2 separate regions of the Homo sapiens genome follow, and region 1 is linked to region 2. A link is an interaction called in ENCODE POLR2A ChIA-PET data of the cell type or tissue named here. Cell type or tissue: B cell. All regions are shown on one strand. Each heading gives the region's core, and the rest is flanking DNA. Links, peaks and the distances in the headings are about the cores only.

The links. Peaks named below come from ENCODE experiments on the same cell type or tissue, not always from the same donor. Only the 100,000 strongest peaks of a DNase experiment are listed, where the experiment ranks them.
Region 1: POLR2A ChIA-PET joins it to region 2 with 8 read pairs; 6 of 35 experiments call an interaction of 5 or more read pairs at or near these places.

What each region holds. Positions count from the first base shown.
Region 1 is chr12:113,327,531-113,334,382 of GRCh38, forward strand. SLC8B1 (solute carrier family 8 member B1) reads right to left here. Exons shown (of 16, transcript NM_001358345.2): 2 at 5,193-5,430. The coding sequence starts at 5,348. Among named protein-coding and RNA genes, the nearest start is that of SLC8B1, 4.2 kb to the right of the region's middle. In B cell, for the core only: no CTCF peak of the experiment used is centred there; DNase peaks (open chromatin) are centred at 4,761 and 6,561; H3K4me3 peaks cover 556 bases.
Region 2 is chr12:113,272,758-113,282,313 of GRCh38, forward strand. It overlaps TPCN1 (two pore segment channel 1), which reads left to right. Exons shown (of 28, transcript NM_017901.6): 9 at 475-533; 10 at 812-911; 11 at 4,162-4,278; 12 at 4,483-4,607; 13 at 5,432-5,480; 14 at 6,015-6,078; 15 at 7,394-7,438. Among named protein-coding and RNA genes, the nearest start is that of MIR6762, 14 kb to the right of the region's middle. RefSeq lists an enhancer at 7,936-8,105. In B cell, for the core only: no CTCF peak of the experiment used is centred there; no DNase peak of the experiment used is centred there.

The sequences.
Region 1 (6,852 bases), core at 1,853-6,852, 54 kb after region 2:
AAAAATTAGCCAGGCACGGTGGCGTGTGCCTGTGTTCCCAGCTACTCAGGAGGCTGAGGCAGAATAACTTGAACCCGGGAGGCGGAGGTTGCAGTGAGCCAAGATCACACCATTGCACTCTAGGCTGGGCAACAGAGTGAGACTCTGTCTCAAAAAAAAAAAAAAAAATAGGCTGGGCGCGGTGGGTCACACCTGTAATCCCAGCACTTTGGGAGGCCAAGGCAGGTGGATCACCTGAGGTCAGGAGTTCGAGCCCAGCCTGACCAACATGGTGAAACCATCTCTACTAAAAATACAAAAAGCCGGGCATGGTGGCAGATGTCTGTAATCGCAGCTACTTGGGAAGCCAAGGCAGGAGAATCGCTTGAACCCAGGAAGCAGAGGTTGCAGTGAGCTGAGATTGCACCATTGCACTCCAGCCTAGGCAACAAGAGCGAAACTACGTCTCCAAAAAAAAAAAAAAAAGGTTGCATTATCATCATCTAAGTTTTAATTATTTATTTATTTATTTATTTATTTAGAGACAGGTTCTGTCTATGTCACCCAGGCTGGAGTGCAGTGGCGTGATCACAGCTCACTCCAGCCTCAACCACTCAGGCTCAAGCAGTCTCCTACCTCAGCCTCCTGAGTAGCTGGCACCACAGGTGCGCATCACACGAGGCTAATTTTTAAATTTTTTGTTGAGAAGGGGTCTCGCCTTGTTGGCCAGGCTAGTCTCAAACTCCTGGGCTCAAGTGATCCTCCCGCCTCGGCCTTCCAACGTGCTGGGATTACACAGGTGGGCCACCAAGCCTGGCCAGAAATTTTTCTCTCTTAAACAATACTTGAATTCATCCCTTCCTTCCATCTCCACCAGCACGGAGAACAACTGCAGAGGTTCTCATCTGGCCTCCTACCCCCAATCTTACCAGAGGGGCTCTTTCTAATGTGCTCCCTCCTCCAGCTGCTGAAGAGCTCTCCTTTGCCTGTTTTTGGTCCCTGTGTTCTGCCCTTGTCAGTCTCCAGTAAAGCTCGTCTGGTCAGCTGTCAGGTCCTGGAATGCCCAGACCCTCCTGGCATTGGTCCAGCTTTTGTACATGCTGTTCCTTCTGCCTGGTGCCACGATTATTTTTCCTCTATTTAATCCACATTCACCACCCAATTCTTGGTTCCCAGGACACTTCTTGCAGGAAGCCCTCCCTGACTACTCCCAGCCTAGCTGGCCCTCCCAGTTACTTTTTTTTTTTTTTTTCCTTTTTTGAGATGGAGTCTTACTCCATCGCCCAGGCAGGAGGGCAGTGGTATGATCTCAGCTCACTGCAACCTCCATCTCATGGGTTCAAGAGATTCTCCTACCTCAGCCTCCCGAGTAGCTGGGATTGCAGACGTCCACCACCATGCCCAGGTAATTTTTGTATTTTAGTAGAGATGGGGTTTTGCTATGTTGGCCAGGCTGGTCTCGAAATCCTGGCCTGAAGTGATCCACCTGCCTCGGCCTCCCAAAGTGCTGGGATTACAGGTGTGAGCCACCGCACCCAGGCAGGATCATAGACTTGCTTAATATCTGCCCCTCCCACTAAAGTCTCGCACAGTGCCTGGCAGAGTAGGCCCTCCTAACAGTTGTGCTGCACACCGTGCTGGGCATCATCTCACCCATTCAGTCTTCATCAGAGACCCAGGAGGTTGGCACAATTGTTTCCACTTCACAGATGAGAAAACTGAGGCACAGAGAGGCAAAGTGGCTTGCCCAGGAGCACACAGCCCACCACTGAGAAGTGGCTCCAAACTCAGCTCCGCCTGAAAGTTACTCGCTGAAGCTCCTGAGGAAACTGCCCAACTGGGCAGGGGCAGCCTCCATTTCCTGTCCTCTCACTATCTTCCTGCCCTCCCTCCTCCCTGTCCTCGGGGTCAGCTAGGGAGGATGCAGGGAGTCACCCCATCTCCCTGATGGCAGAGTGAGTCAGCAAGGTGGGTCCCCCAAATCTGGCCTCCAAAATCACATTACTGTGCAGTCTGTCTCGCTCTGCCCTCCCCGAGCTGCACAGCCCTCCCCCAGGTCCCTCAGGACCCCTCCCCAGCTCTCTGCTCAAGAGAGACAGAGTAAGGTGGGATTGCTCTGCGTCTGGGGGAGGGAAGGAGTGACTTCACTTCCTTCCAGTCCTTCCCACCCTCTTTCCTATGTCACTAACTCAGTCCCAGGAAACCCAAAGAGGTGCACACAGAGGTCAGGCTGGACAGGAAAGGGTAACCAACTCAATACCTTGGAATTCTTATAAAAACTTACATCAGATCACATCCTCTTGTGCTCTAAAGCCTCCCATGGCTCCCACCTTCCTCCCACTGACAGCCAAGTCTACAGTGGTCCCCAGGGCCCCTGTTCTCTCCTGCCTGGTCTCCCTTCCTTCTCCCTTGCTCACTGTTCCAGCCACTTTGCAAAATCTGTCATTCTGCTCCTGCCCCAGGGCCTTTGCATCTACTGTTCCCTCACTTCCCCTGGATCTTCATAAGCCATTCAGGTCTCAGTCTAAATGTCATGTCCTCAGAGAGGCCTTCCATGATAGCCTAAGCAAAGCAGCACCCCCCTCCCCCTCACCCTGTGGAATGATTTGTCAACTTGCTTCTCATCCATGACCCCACTAGAGTATAAGCTCCAGGGGGGCAGGGACCAGGCTCTCTGCTTCCTGCTATCCCCTCAGCACATGGCACAGGCCCTGGCACATAGTAGGTGCTCAATAACTATTTGTTGCATTAATGACTACTTGAAAAGGACCTAAGGTAAGGGGCTGGGGGGGCCTTTCCCAGCCTGCAGGCTCCCTGGATGGTGGGGACTTCCAGAAAGGCAGCTGCCCCATCTGTCCTGTGAGGCGGTGGACTAGAGGGGAAGGGGATGGATTTAGCATGAAGCAGCCAAGGGTTCTCATCCTGGCTCTGCCACTTTCCTCCTGGCCACCTTCACCTCCCTGAACCTTGGAGTCTTCATCTATAGCACAGAGATAATCACTCCCACCTCACGGGGTTTGGGGGAGGACTTGTGGGCACAAGGCTGATCTAAGTGCTCAATAACTTGGAGAGATTATCTGGCACAATTATCTGGTATGATCTCCCAGTTTTCCTGCCCCCAAGGAGCACGCTCCAAGAGGGGGTACTCAATTTTATAACCACAGTAACCACAAACCACTTTCCCATCTGTAAAATGGGCTTAATTGCCTGTTGCCTGTTTCACAGGGTGGACTTGAAGGCACTTTGCAGCCTCATAAAGTTGCTGTGGGCATTGAATGCTCTCAGCCCATCAGTTTGAGTTTGGGATTCCTGCTGAAGAAATGGTGAGAACTCCAGTCCCTGGCAGCTACAGGGCACTCCAGGGGGTCATCTTGAGCAGTCCTCTGCTTTTGTTCCTTCACTCCAGATCTGCTGTGACCTCCTCTTCTCCCCTTACAGACATCAGAGCGGAAAGATGCAAGTTCTCTGTAGCCTGTCTCAACAGGCTGTGCCCTCCCTGCCCTGGGAGGAAGGCCTCTTGCCTCTAACTCCAGCGTCGTCATTGGTCCTCCCTCAGTGCTCCCCATTCAAATCACAGCACCAGCACACCCTCAGCTGATCAGGCCAGGAACCTGGAGCCATCCACAACTCCTCTCTTTCTCCCACCACTGGGAGAAAGAGAGAGGGTGGGAGTTCAATACCAGCCTGGCCAACATGGTGAAACCCTGTTTCTACTAAAAATACAAAAAAATTAGCCAGGTGTGGTGGTGTGCACCTGTAATCCCAACTACTCGGGAGGCTGTGCATAAGAATCGCTTGAACCCGGGAGGTGGAGGTTGCAGTGAGCTGAGATCGTGCCATTGCACTCCAGCCTGGGTATAGAGTGAGACTGTTCTCGAAAAAAAAAAAAAAAAAAAAAATTGAGTCAGTGGACTGGGAAAAGCAGACCCACCCTCAATCTGGGTGGGTGCAATCTAATCAGCTACCAGCACAGCCAGAATAAAAGCAGGCAGAAGAATGTGGAAAGACTAGACTGGCTTGGTCTTCTGGCCTGCATCTTTCTCCCATGCTGGATGCTTCCTGCCCTCAAACATCAGACTCCAAGTTCTTCAGCTTTGGGACTCTTGGACCTTCAGCCACAGACTAAAGGCTGCACTGTCAGCTTCCCTGCTTTTGAGGTTTTGGGACTCAGACTGACCTCCTCGCTCTTCAGCTTGCAGATGACCTATTGCGGGACCTCACCTGTGATCATGTGAGTCAATATTCCTTTAAAAACTCCCCTTTACATATACATCTATCCTATTAGTTCTGTCCCACTAGAGAACTCCGACTAACACAGATTTTGGGACCCTCTGCTTAAAACCTTCCATTGGCTCCCCACTATCGCAAAACAATTCTCACCTCCTAGCCGCAGCCTGTAAGGCCTTTTGTAATCTGCCCGCCATTACCTCTCCATCCTCCTCTCTTAGCATTCTTCCCCTCACTTGCTCTGTTCCATCCATTCTAGCCTCCCTGCTGTTACGGGAACACACTAAGCTTGTTCCTGCTCCAGAATCTTTGTACTTGCTGTTCCCTTTGCCCAGAATGCTCTTCCCCGGGGTGTCAATGTAGGTGGTTTCCTCTCTCCATTCGCTGGCTTGCCTCAAATATCACCCCCTCACAGAAGCCATCTGTGACCACCCAATCTGAAATAGTTGGAAAAGCTCACGCCCTCCCCCATACCACTTTAGCTATTGTGTGCGGGGCACTTAGCACATCGCCACCTGAAATGTATATGCTTACTTCTCTTTTTTTTGTTGTTGAGACAGAGTCTTGCTTCGCCGCCCAGGCTGGAGTGCAGTGGTACAATCCTGGCTCACTGCAACATCCACCTCACGGTTTCAAGCAATTCTCCTGCCTCAGGGTTCTGATGATTACAGGCACCTGCCACCATGCCCAGCTAATTTTTGTATTTTTAGTAGATACGGGGTTTTGACACGATGGCCAGGCTGGTCTCCAGCTCCTGGCCTCAAGTGATCCTCCTGCCTTGGCCTCCCAAAGTGTATAAGTTTACTTCTTGATCTGTCTGTTCAGGAGACTGTCAGCTTCTTGAGAGTAGTGAATTTTGTCTCTATTGTTCCCCGGTATATCCCAGGCTGCGGTCAGTGCCTGGCACATAGTAGATGCTCAATAGATATTTATCGATTGGAGGAACACAGCCCCACTCAACCCCAGGTTCCTACCGGGATACTCACGTCTACCACGGGGGTCTGGTTCACACCTGAAGCTGGAAACTGGGGGCTAATGTGAGCTCCTGTAGACGAGCCCCTAGTCCCAGACACTGTCTCCGCCATTAGCAGCACACAAAGCACACTCAGTGCCCAGCGCAGATTCAGCCTTCTGCCGGCCATCTGCCCCCACGGGGCCTGGCCCTTACTCTCCACTTCCCTTTCTGCAGTAGCTCAGTTCCAAACAGCTGGCGGCTCCGGTGGCCTGCAAGGTGGGAGTGAGAAAGGGGGACAACATTACTGAAAACCCATGGACACAGCAAAAGGGGCTGGAAGACTCTAGTTAAGGAACTGCCTTCCTGCCTCCCGGCAGCAAAGTTAAGCTGACGGAGAAACCATGTTCTGCACAGTCTCGCTGGAGGGGCCCAAGGCCCTGCCCATTCAGCGTGCAGATCAGATACGCCCTTCTTCCTGAGAACCCATGAAAACCTACCCAGTCCCACCTGGCCCCCAGCCTGAGGCCAGAATGCCAGGGCTGCAAGGGACTTGGGACTTGAGCCAAGATTCAGAGTCTCAGGCTTCTGGGGCAGGTGGGTGAGATACATGTGGGAAGTGGGCAGTGGGCGGGATTGCAGAAGCCCTCAAAACAAAACAAAACAAACTCTACTTCTAGGGGTGGACTTGGCCTCTGGGCCACCAGTTTGAGACGTAGAGAGGCTTGCCCACCACATTTTACAGAGCCCACTAAGCAATGCTGTTGTTCTGTGTCTTACAAGGAGCCAAGCTTTACATGGATGACCTCATTCTATCCTCACGACATGCCGAGCGGGGGTAGCACTAGCATTCCATTTTACAGATGAACTAACTGAGGCACAGACAGGTGAAGCCAGGCTTGTTTCCCCCCTGCATCACGCCTCCCTCATGCAGTCCTCAGAACAATTCTGGAAATGTCACCCCCCCGCCCCCCACCCCACCCTGCACAGCAGGGAGAGGGGCTCAGAGGAGTGTTTTTTGTTTTTTGTTTGTTTCTTCAGATGGAGTCTCACTCTGTTACCCAAGCTGGAGTGCAGTGGCGCGATCTCAGCTCACTGCAACCTCTGCCTCCCGGGTTCAAGTGATTCTCCTGCCTCAGCCTCCCGAGTAGCTGGGATTACAGGCACACACCACCATGCCCAGCTAATTTTTGTATTTTTAACGGAGACGGGGTTTCGCCATGTTGGCCAGGCTGGTCTGGAACTCCTAGCCTCAAGTGATCTGCCGGCCTTGACCTCTCAAAGTGCTGGGACTACAGGCGTGAGCCACCACACCCAGCAGAGGAATTCCAGAACCTGCCCAAGGTCACACAGCAAGAGGGTCACAGAGCCCACAGCCCCTCCGACAGGGAACTTAAGGGCAAGAAGGAAGTTGAGTTGCTCAAAGACCGCGGGTTAGCAGTGGGGCCGGGCTGGTCACCACCATGTGCCTCTTCCCTCAAGACCAGGGCCAAAATGGCTTCAATATATTTCAAAGGAATTAAACTGGAAAAACAAAAGTCCTCAGCAAACTAAATTTCCTGTTTTGGCTTTTTCATGTGTTCTACGATGAGTATGTCTTATTTTTGCAATCAGGAAACCAAACCCCATAAAAACGTTTTTTTCTTTAAGTCTGCGCAGGTGTTTCTCAATGTACTGGCAGCCTGAGGGGAGGG
Region 2 (9,556 bases), core at 2,356-7,355:
CGGCGTGACCCTGTGGCCATATGGGGAAGGGGGGGCCTGCCTGGTTTCTCATCATAGCTTGTGTGTGCATTGCACCTGGGAGTTCCCATCACTCAGACTTGACCACTTTCTTCCTTGAGAGCTGGGGATCCCCTTTTCTGTTCTTGAAAGGAGTGCCGCCAGGATCAGGTTTGGACCATTGGAATATTTTGGCAGAGGAGCAGTGGGGGAGAGCCAGGCGAATGGCCCAGACATGTGACTCCCTAGAAAAAAGTCCCCCCAAGTCAATAGTTTGCTTCTGCCGGAAGCATCAGGTGCAGGAAAGGGGAGGCCTCTGGACTGCATGTTTGCTCTTTCCTCTGCCTCCCTCAGGGATTCCTTGAGAGATGCAAGAGCGGTCAAGGCAGGGCATGCCAGGTGGCCCATCACAGCCTGTTCCTGATGGCCGTGTGCTCTTGGCTGGTCCCGACTTCTCTGCCCTCTCTTCCCTTGCAGTACTTCAGCACCCTGGAGAACAGCATCGTCAGTCTGTTTGTCCTTCTGACCACAGCCAAGTAAGTGCAGGCTCTGCCTTGCCTTTGGTCCTCTGCTGCCGCCCTGGGGTCTCTTTCTCTTTTCTGCCAAGTATATTCCACATCCCAGCACAGGCAGGTGCTGTGGTGCTATTGGGAGACAGGGTTGGCCCACTGAGCACGGAGCCCAGGGATGAGAGTAGGGGAACCAGGGTTGGAGGCTGGGAAGGCAGACAAGGAGCTGTCCTCTGCAAGGCATGTGCTCTGAGAGGATGGAGACAGGCAGATACAGCACGCCGGGTCACCCTCTGCAAATACAGTTTCCCAGATGTGATGATGCCCTCCTACTCCCGGAACCCCTGGTCCTGCGTCTTCTTCATCGTGTACCTCTCCATCGAGCTGTATTTCATCATGAACCTGGTGAGTGACTATGCCTCAGGCTACGCTGAAGCAGCCTGCCCCTACCCATGCAGCACTAGGCACTGTGGGAGTGGAGAAGTGGGGACTGTCTTCTGCCTCTCAGGGCAGAACGTTGGGGCAGGAAGTCCCAGATTCATAGTCAGGTGCGGTGTTGCAGGGAATGCCCTGTCGGGACTTCAGGAGTTCAGCCAGTTGCTGGGGGTGGCGTCCTCACCAAGGCAATGCTGCTGATGCTGGTAGTGCTGGATGTGAAACCCAGGCAACCCTGGGACCTTTTCATTCTTACATCAGAAATAAGCAGTTGACCCTCGGTGTCCACAGGGATTGTTTGCAGGACCCCCTGTAGGTACAAAGATCCACAGATGTTCAAGTCCCTTATATAAAATGGCAGAGTATTTGCAGATAACCTGTGTACATTCATCCTCTCATATATTTTAAATTATCCTGCATTACCTATAACACCTAATACAATGTAAAAGCTATGTAAATAGTTGTTATACTGGGCTGGACATGGTGGCTCACGCCTGTAATCCCAGCATTTTGGGAGGCCAAGGTGGGTGGATCATTTGAAGTCAGGAGTTCGAGACCAGCCTGGCCAACATGGTGAAACCCTGTCTCTACTTATGAAAATTAGCTGGGCGTGGTGGTGGGTGCCTGTAATCCCATCTACTCAGGAGGCTGAGGCAGAAGAATTGCTTGAACCCAGGAGGTGGAGGTTGCTGTGAGCCGAGATCATGCCGTTGCACTCCAGCCTGGGCAACAGCACGAGACTCTGTATCAAAAAAAAAAAATTGTTATACTATATTGTTTAGGGATAATGACAAGAAAAAGAAGGCTGTACATGTTCAGTACAGATACAACCATCCTTTTCTTTTTGGAATATTTTTGATTTGCGGTTGGTTGAATGCATGGATGGAGAACCCACAGATAAAGAAGGCCAAGTATATTATAATAACCATAAAAGCTGGCATTTAGTAAGCCTTAGCCACTTGGCACTATGCAAAGTGCTTTACATATGAGGATGAAATAATTTAATAAATAAACACAACCGTGGAGGTAGTGAGTATGGTTCTCCATGTGCAGATGAAGAGACTGAGGGTCAGAGTGACAGTGTGATTTGCCCATGGCTACATAGCTTGGAGTGGCCAGGCCAGGCTCATCCCAGAGCCCTGTTCCTAACCACTCTGTTCAGTTGCACTCACGTGCCAGAAATGTCTTGTGTATTTCTACCTCACTTATCAGGAACCATCAGAAAATCCAGTATAGAACACGTTCTGTGAAGGAGAACGTAAAGCCTCTGTGCTCAAAGAACTTTGAGGGTGTTTGTGGAGGTGTGGACAGCCTCCAGGAGTGTCCCAGCCATCACAGATCACATCCGACACCAGGCTGTTAGGCCGGTGCCCAGACCACACATCCATGGCAGAGCTAACGGGGAGAGGCTTCCGATCGAGTCCTGTGTTTATTTTTATGCTTCTGCAGAGCATTCTCACACCAGTCACCACAGTCAGGCCCAGTATAGAAATGAAAATCATCTTTTCCAGGTAGACTTGTGAAATCTAAAAAATTTTAAGTCCTTTTCTCTTTTTTGAGATGGAGTCTCGCTCTGTCACCCAGGCTGGAGTGCAGTGGCGCAATCTCAGCTCACTGCAACCGCCGCCTCCCAGGTTCAAGCGATTCTCCTGCCTCAGCCTCCCAAGTAGCTGGGACTACAGGCACATGCACATGCCGCCACACCCGACTAATTTTTGTATTTTTGGTAGAGACAGGGTTTTGCCATGTTGGTCAGGCTGGTCTCGAACTCCTGACCTCAGGTGATCCGTCCGACTCAGCCTCCCAAAGTGCTGGGATTACAGGTGTGAGCCACAGTGCCTGGCCAAAATTTAAGTCTTAAAAAGGAGAAAATATTTCCTTTTTTTTTTTTTGAGACAGAGACTTGCTCTGTTGCCCAGGCTGTAGTGCAGTGGCGCGATCTCGGCTCACTACAACCTCCGCCTCCTGGATTCACACCATTCTCCTGCCTCAGCCTCCCGAGTAGCTGGGACTACAGGCACCCGCCACCACGCCCGGCTAATTTTTTTTGTAGTTTTAGTAGAGATGGGGTTTCGCGCTTTGTTAGCCAGGATGGTCTCAATCTCCTGACCTTGTGATCCACCCGCCTCGGCCTCCCAAAGTGCTGGGATTACAGGCCACCGTGCCCGGCCTGAGAAAATATTTTCTTGTTTTAATTCCTCAAAACCAAGAAGAAATATGTTGAGTACTTCTTTGTATTTGATTTAATTCATAATATATTTAGAGCTGTGAAAATTTAGGGCAGCAGTCAACAAAGTACGACCTGCTGGCCAAATTTGGCCCATGGCCTGTGTTTGTAAATAAAGTTTCATTGGGACAGAGTCATGCCCATTTGTTCATGTATAGTCTGTGGCTGATCTCATGATATGACCACAGGTTAGTAGTCGCAGCAGAGATCATTTGGCCTTCACAGCCTAAAACAGTTGCTGTCGAACCCTTTACAGAAAAAGCATGCTGACCTTTGATCCACAGGGAAAAAATGGGGGACCAGTTTGAGGGAAAGGACCAGAGAGTTTCCCTTAAAACATTTTTAAAGACAGAGAAAGTGTTTCTAAAAAGGATTCTTTCAAGTTCTTCCCCGGCCTTCCATCCCCCTCTGATAAGCTAACTTTTGGTATTAGCCAACTCTAGAACGTTATTTCCTTGCATGCAGAGCCTCTCACTCCCCTTTTTCCTGGGCCACACGTGAAGCAGTGACTCACAAGGAGAAGTAACAAAGGGGCAGGGGGAGGAAGGGTCCTTCTGGATCGGAGGTCAGGAGGGCAGTGGGCAGGCAGCCTCCGCCTGCCACTGGCTGGAGTCGGACTGGGCTCAGAATCCAGATGCGCCCCTCTTGCTACTCTCTCCTCCCCTGGCTTGCCCCTGCGCAGCCTGGGACAAGCTGTAGCTGGAACTGGGGAAAGGAGTGTGGGAAAGTGGAGGGGAACCTGGGAAAGATGGAGTAACAATGCCTTCATGTATCTGAAGAGGGAAATTTACAAGCGGAACAAAGGGCCTTCCTCTGTTGAGACTTGGGAGACTGACTTCCTACCCCATGAGGTGCAGGCGAGAGGGTCTCCCCAGGGCCTCTCTGGGGTGACTGGGTAAGAGCCTTGCCTAGATGATGAACTCATACCCCCCTGCACTCCCTGCCCTAACCACTCAAGGTCCTGAGCTAGGGCTCTGTGCTTCTCTCCCACAGCTTCTGGCTGTGGTGTTCGACACCTTCAATGACATTGAGAAACGCAAGTTCAAGTCTTTGCTACTGCACAAGCGAACCGCTATCCAGCATGCCTACCGCCTGCTCATCAGCCAGAGGGTAGGAACTATGGGCCAGGGAGGGGCTTGGTCCCTGTCCTCCCTCCCTTGCCCAGAGCAGCCCCTAAGCATGGCCAGGCCAGCCACTTTAGAAACCAGGAACCCTGCCCTTGGAAGAATGAACAGAGCTGGAGTGGATCTGGAGTGGGTGCCCCAAGGGAAGGGGAGTAGCCTGGGTTCCACACTGCTCTTCCCTCTCCCCCAGAGGCCTGCCGGCATCTCCTACAGGCAGTTTGAAGGCCTCATGCGCTTCTACAAGCCCCGGATGAGTGCCAGGGAGCGCTATCTTACCTTCAAGGCCCTGAATCAGAACAACACACCCCTGCTCAGGTAAGAGCAGATGCCTGGTAGGGGCAGCATGGCCAGACAAGGTGTTCACGTCTAGAGTGAACGGGGGCATGTGAAGGCCCTTGAGGTGGGCAGGCCTATAGGCTTGTCAGAGACTTCCTCCACAGATGTTTATCCATGTAGACTTACACACTGGATTCATCAGGATGCCTTTTGCAAGTGACAAAAGTCCAACACAAATCCAATTCAAGCTGACTTGAGAAAAAAGGAGCTCATGAAGTGGACTGGCCCAGCTGCTGGCCCTCGAACCCCCAGTGGGGTGGGATAGTCCCATGTGAGCCAGGTGGACAGACAGGGGTGAATATACTTCCCCAATCCCCTGCACACACCTGGCTCGGCCGCAGAGAACTGACCCGAGATCTCCAGGGGTAGGATTGGTCTTCCAGGCTGTTGATGACCAAGCCCTGTCCACAGCAGCCTGCTGTGGAGCTGAGAACAAGCCCTGTTTGAGCTGAACTTGCAGTCCCAGGTGTTGCATTAAGGCCCCTGCTAAAAAGTGAAGTTTCCGTCCTCCTAAGAATCCTAGTGCTCCAGCAGCTGCCTCTCCAGGGCACTGACACTGTCCGTAGTTAGTGCCATCGGTGGAGACTTAAGTGGATTACATATTTGTAGTACCTCAAGGTCAGAGGAGATCCAAACGCTTGCAGGTAAAGGATCCCCCAGCACTGCTGTGCTGGGACTCACATGGTGTCCCCTCTCTTCCTCCCTCACCCCATAAAGGTGTCCATAGGCAGGCAAGTAAGAGAAGCAAAGCACAGTGGAACTATGTTCTGATATTTTGTCCCTTTTTATTTTGCTTTTGGTAGCCTAAAGGACTTTTACGATATCTACGAAGTTGCTGCTTTGAAGTGGAAGGTGAGTTCTTCTCTGAGACCATAGAAGGAGTAGACAGAGAGGTCCCCACGTGGGGCAGTGAGGAGCAGGGGCACCCCGAGATCCAGCTCTCTCCCTGCTAGAGCAGCTCAGCCCCCAGCTTGGCATGGTACACTTCAGGGATCACAGGTGGCCCCAGCCCCCAAATCTGCCCTTACATTTGTGATACAGTGTCATCGTTAACAGCACCGAATCTTACTTAGACCCCATTGGTTATTGTGTGACATCAGGCGGGTTACTGAGCCTTTCTGAGGCTTGTCTTACCTGGGAAGTGGCGTAAGGATAATCCCTACTGACAAACCTCATTTCAGGACTATACTAAAATAAGGCCTCTGCATGGCACATTGTAAACGCTCGGTACACACTGGCTGGCTGTGTTGTCATGTAGATCCCTGAAGGTTAACATTGTTCCCCAGTTTAGCAGGGTGAACAGGAAAGGAAGCCAGCATCCTGGCTCCAGGCAGGGCCCTGGTCCCTGGCCCTGACACCCTCCCTCTTGGTCCTGTTGTCTACCAGGCCAAGAAAAACAGAGAGCACTGGTTTGATGAGCTTCCCAGGACGGCGCTCCTCATCTTCAAAGGTAAGTGGGCTTGAGTATGGCAGGTGTTGGCAGCTGGGGGCCGATGGAGGTTTTCAGAGACCACAGATAAGCGTCTGAGGAGAGGTTCAGAGGGGTGTGTGTGTGTGTGTGTTTGTCTGAATGCCTGTGTGAAGAGACAGTGTGATTACCCCAGCAGGGACGTAAGGGTGGTAGGAAGCAGATTGGGAGAGAAATGGGTAACTTAACCCAACCAAAATGGGTAACTTAACCCAACCAAGACATTTGGGGTATTTTTCTTTTTTCATACAAAAGCAAAGATGTTCATTGAAGAAACTTGAAAGTGAGATAATTAGAAGTAAATGGAAATTTACCACCCAGATAACCACTGTTAGTTCTCTGATGTGTTTCCCTCTGTGCCATTTTTCTATGCATTTTTAAAACAGTAGGGTGACATTATATATTCCATTCTGTAATCTGCCTTTTCATCCAATAACACATATGTGTGTGTGTGTATATATATATGTGTGTGTGTGTGTGTGTGTATATATATGTGTGTGTGTGTGTATATATATATATATATATATATATATATATATTTTTTTTTTTTTTTTTTTTTTTTTTGAGGCGGCGTCTCGCTCTGTTGCCCAGGCTGGAGTGCCGTGGTGCGATCTCGCTCACTGCAACCTCCGCCTCCCAGATTCAAGCGATTCTCCTGCCTCAGCCTCCCGAGTAGCTGGGACTACAGGCATGTGCCACCATGCCCGGCTAATTTTGTGTGTGTGTGTTTTTAGTAGAGATGGAGTTTCACCATGCTGGCCAGGCTGATCTTGAACTCCTGACCTCGTGATCCACCCACCTCGGCCTCCCAAAGGCCTGGGATTACAGGCGTGAGCCACTGCGCCCGACCCCGATAATATATTTTTGCCCTCCTCTTATGGCAGGATGTATACTTTGCATGACCCCTTGAATAATGCTTGTGTAGTGTAAAGTTTGAAAATTTGAAATTGGGTGCTCGTATTATTTACCTGACAGTTGCCCCTTAATTTCATGCCAGTTTCAGCAGTGATCAGGAGAGCTTTGTCCTGCTCTATCTTGGTTCCAGGTTGCTCAGGCTCCCCCCAGAGCAGCTGTAGTCAGTGCAGTCTTGTCTGGGGGTCTGAGCAGAAGCATGGGTACCACTCTTTGAGCAGGACCCTCCTTTCTTCACCTCTGGGGTAAAGACCATGCTTACCTGCATGCACGAAGAGTGTGGTAGGTGGTTGCACCTGCCCAGAAAGAGATAATAATAATTAAGGATACAGTAGGGGGAACAAGTGCGTAAATTTACATTTTAACTTGTCTTTTCTTCAAATAGGTATTAATATCCTTGTGAAGTCCAAGGCCTTCCAGTATTTCATGTGTAAGTGTGAAATATCTCCACTCTAGGCCACTTTCCCCCTGAGTCCTTTGCTGTTCTAGAAGCGGGAGAGGCAAGAGATTGGTCCTAGAGTCCTGTGTTTGACTTTTTATTGTGGGGAATTCCCAGCATGTATAAAAGTGAAGAGAACATTACCACACGCATCCCCGTGCCCATCACCCATCTGTATCTTCACTCCGGCTCATCATCCTCTCTAGACCTAGATTTTTTGGAAGCAAATTCCAGAACCACAGAGTTGACTGGTCGATATGTCTCTTGAGTTTGTTTTAATCTATAGGCTTCTCTTCCTCACCTCATTTAGGTGAGGAAGCAGGATTTGGGTTTTGTATGTTCCTCTGTTGCCTTTTCCTGGAATTTGGTAGTTCTGTCTAGAGCCATGCTGTGCAGTGTGGAAGCCACTGGCCACATGTGGCAATTTACATTTAAGCTAATTAAAATGAAAAATTCAGCTTAGCTGTCACATTTCAAGTGATTAATAGCCACAAATGGCTAATGACTACCAATTGGATTGTGCAGATAAGAAAATTTGTATTGTCACAGAAAATTCCCTTGGACAGTACTAACCTAGAGGCTTGATCCAATTTGGTCTTTCCAAGGAGCTCTGGTTCCTTTTAGTAGGAAATGGTGTTAGAGACACAATTCGAGGTGCTGGGTGCTCATTGCTTGGGTTGGTCATTGTTTCTAGGCCTTTCCATGGACAGAACTAGGGTTTTGTTTTTTTTAAAGATAAACTGTTGTGCGTTCATGCTAATACTTCACATTCAGGCCTACAGCAATTTTAAGATTAAGAATCTAGATGTGTAAGACTGATTTCATCAATCTTACACGTCTAGATTCTCAATCCTTTTTTTTTTGAGACAGAGTCTCATTCTGTCGCCCAGGCTAGCGTAATCTGTGCTCACTGCAACCTCTGCCTCCCAGGTTCTAAGTGATTCTCCTGTCTCACTCACCTGAGTAGCTGGGATTACAGGTGTGTGCCACCACGCCCAGCTGTTTTTGTATTTTTAGTAGAGATGGAGTTTCACCATGTTGACCAGGATGGTCTCGAACTCCTGACCTCAGGTGGTCCACCTGCCTCAGCCTCCCAAAGTGCTGGGATTACAGGCGTGAGCCACGTGCCTGGCCTAGATTCTCAATCTTAAAATCCAGGTTGTCTTTGAAGACAATCAGACACCAACAAAGAAAAAAAAATAAATATCCAGGTTCCCAACTACACTGGCACAGTTATTCATTTGCTTTGTCTCACAGTCCCAGGATAACAATTGCAAAGCAATCCCAATGATATAATTACTAGAAACATCATTCCAATGATGTACATTCAGATTACTGTGGGTTTTTTTGTTTGTTTGTTTTGAGACAAAGACTTAGGTCTGGTGCCCTAGTGGCATAGTCATGGTTCACTGCAGCCTTGACCTCCCAGGCTCAATCCATCCTCCCACCTCAGTCTTCTGAGTAGCTGGGACCACAGGTGCATGCCACCACACCTGGCTAATTTTTTAATTTTTTGTAGAGACGGGGTAGCCTCATGTTGCCCAGGCTGGTCTCAAGCTCCTGGCCTCAAGCCATTCTCCTGCCTTGGCCTCCCGAAGTGCTGGGAGTACGGGTGTGAGCCAGTGTGCTTGGCCTTGTGTTTTAAGGTCATGTGGGATAGTTCCTCTCCATGTGGACATGTCACCAACTGGATACACATTTGGATTTCTTTTTTTTTTTTTTTTTTTTGAGACAGAGTCTCACTCTATCTCTGTCACCCAGGCTGTGGTGCAGTGGCATGATCTTGGCTCACTGCAACCTCTGCCTCCCAGGTTCAAGCAATTCTCCTCCCTCAGCCTCCCAAGTAGCTGGGATTACAGGTGCCCACCACCACACCCGGCTAATTTTTTTTTTTTTTTTTTTTTGAGACAGAATTTCACTCTGTCACCCAGGCTGGAGTGCAGTGGCGTGATCTCGGCTCACTGCAAGCTCCGCCTCCCGGGTTCACACCATTCTCCTGCCTCAGCCTCCCAAGTAGCTGGGACTACAGGCACCCACCACCACGCCTGGCTAATTTTTTTGTATTTTTAATAGAGACGGGATTTCCCCACGTTGGCCAGGCTGGTCTCG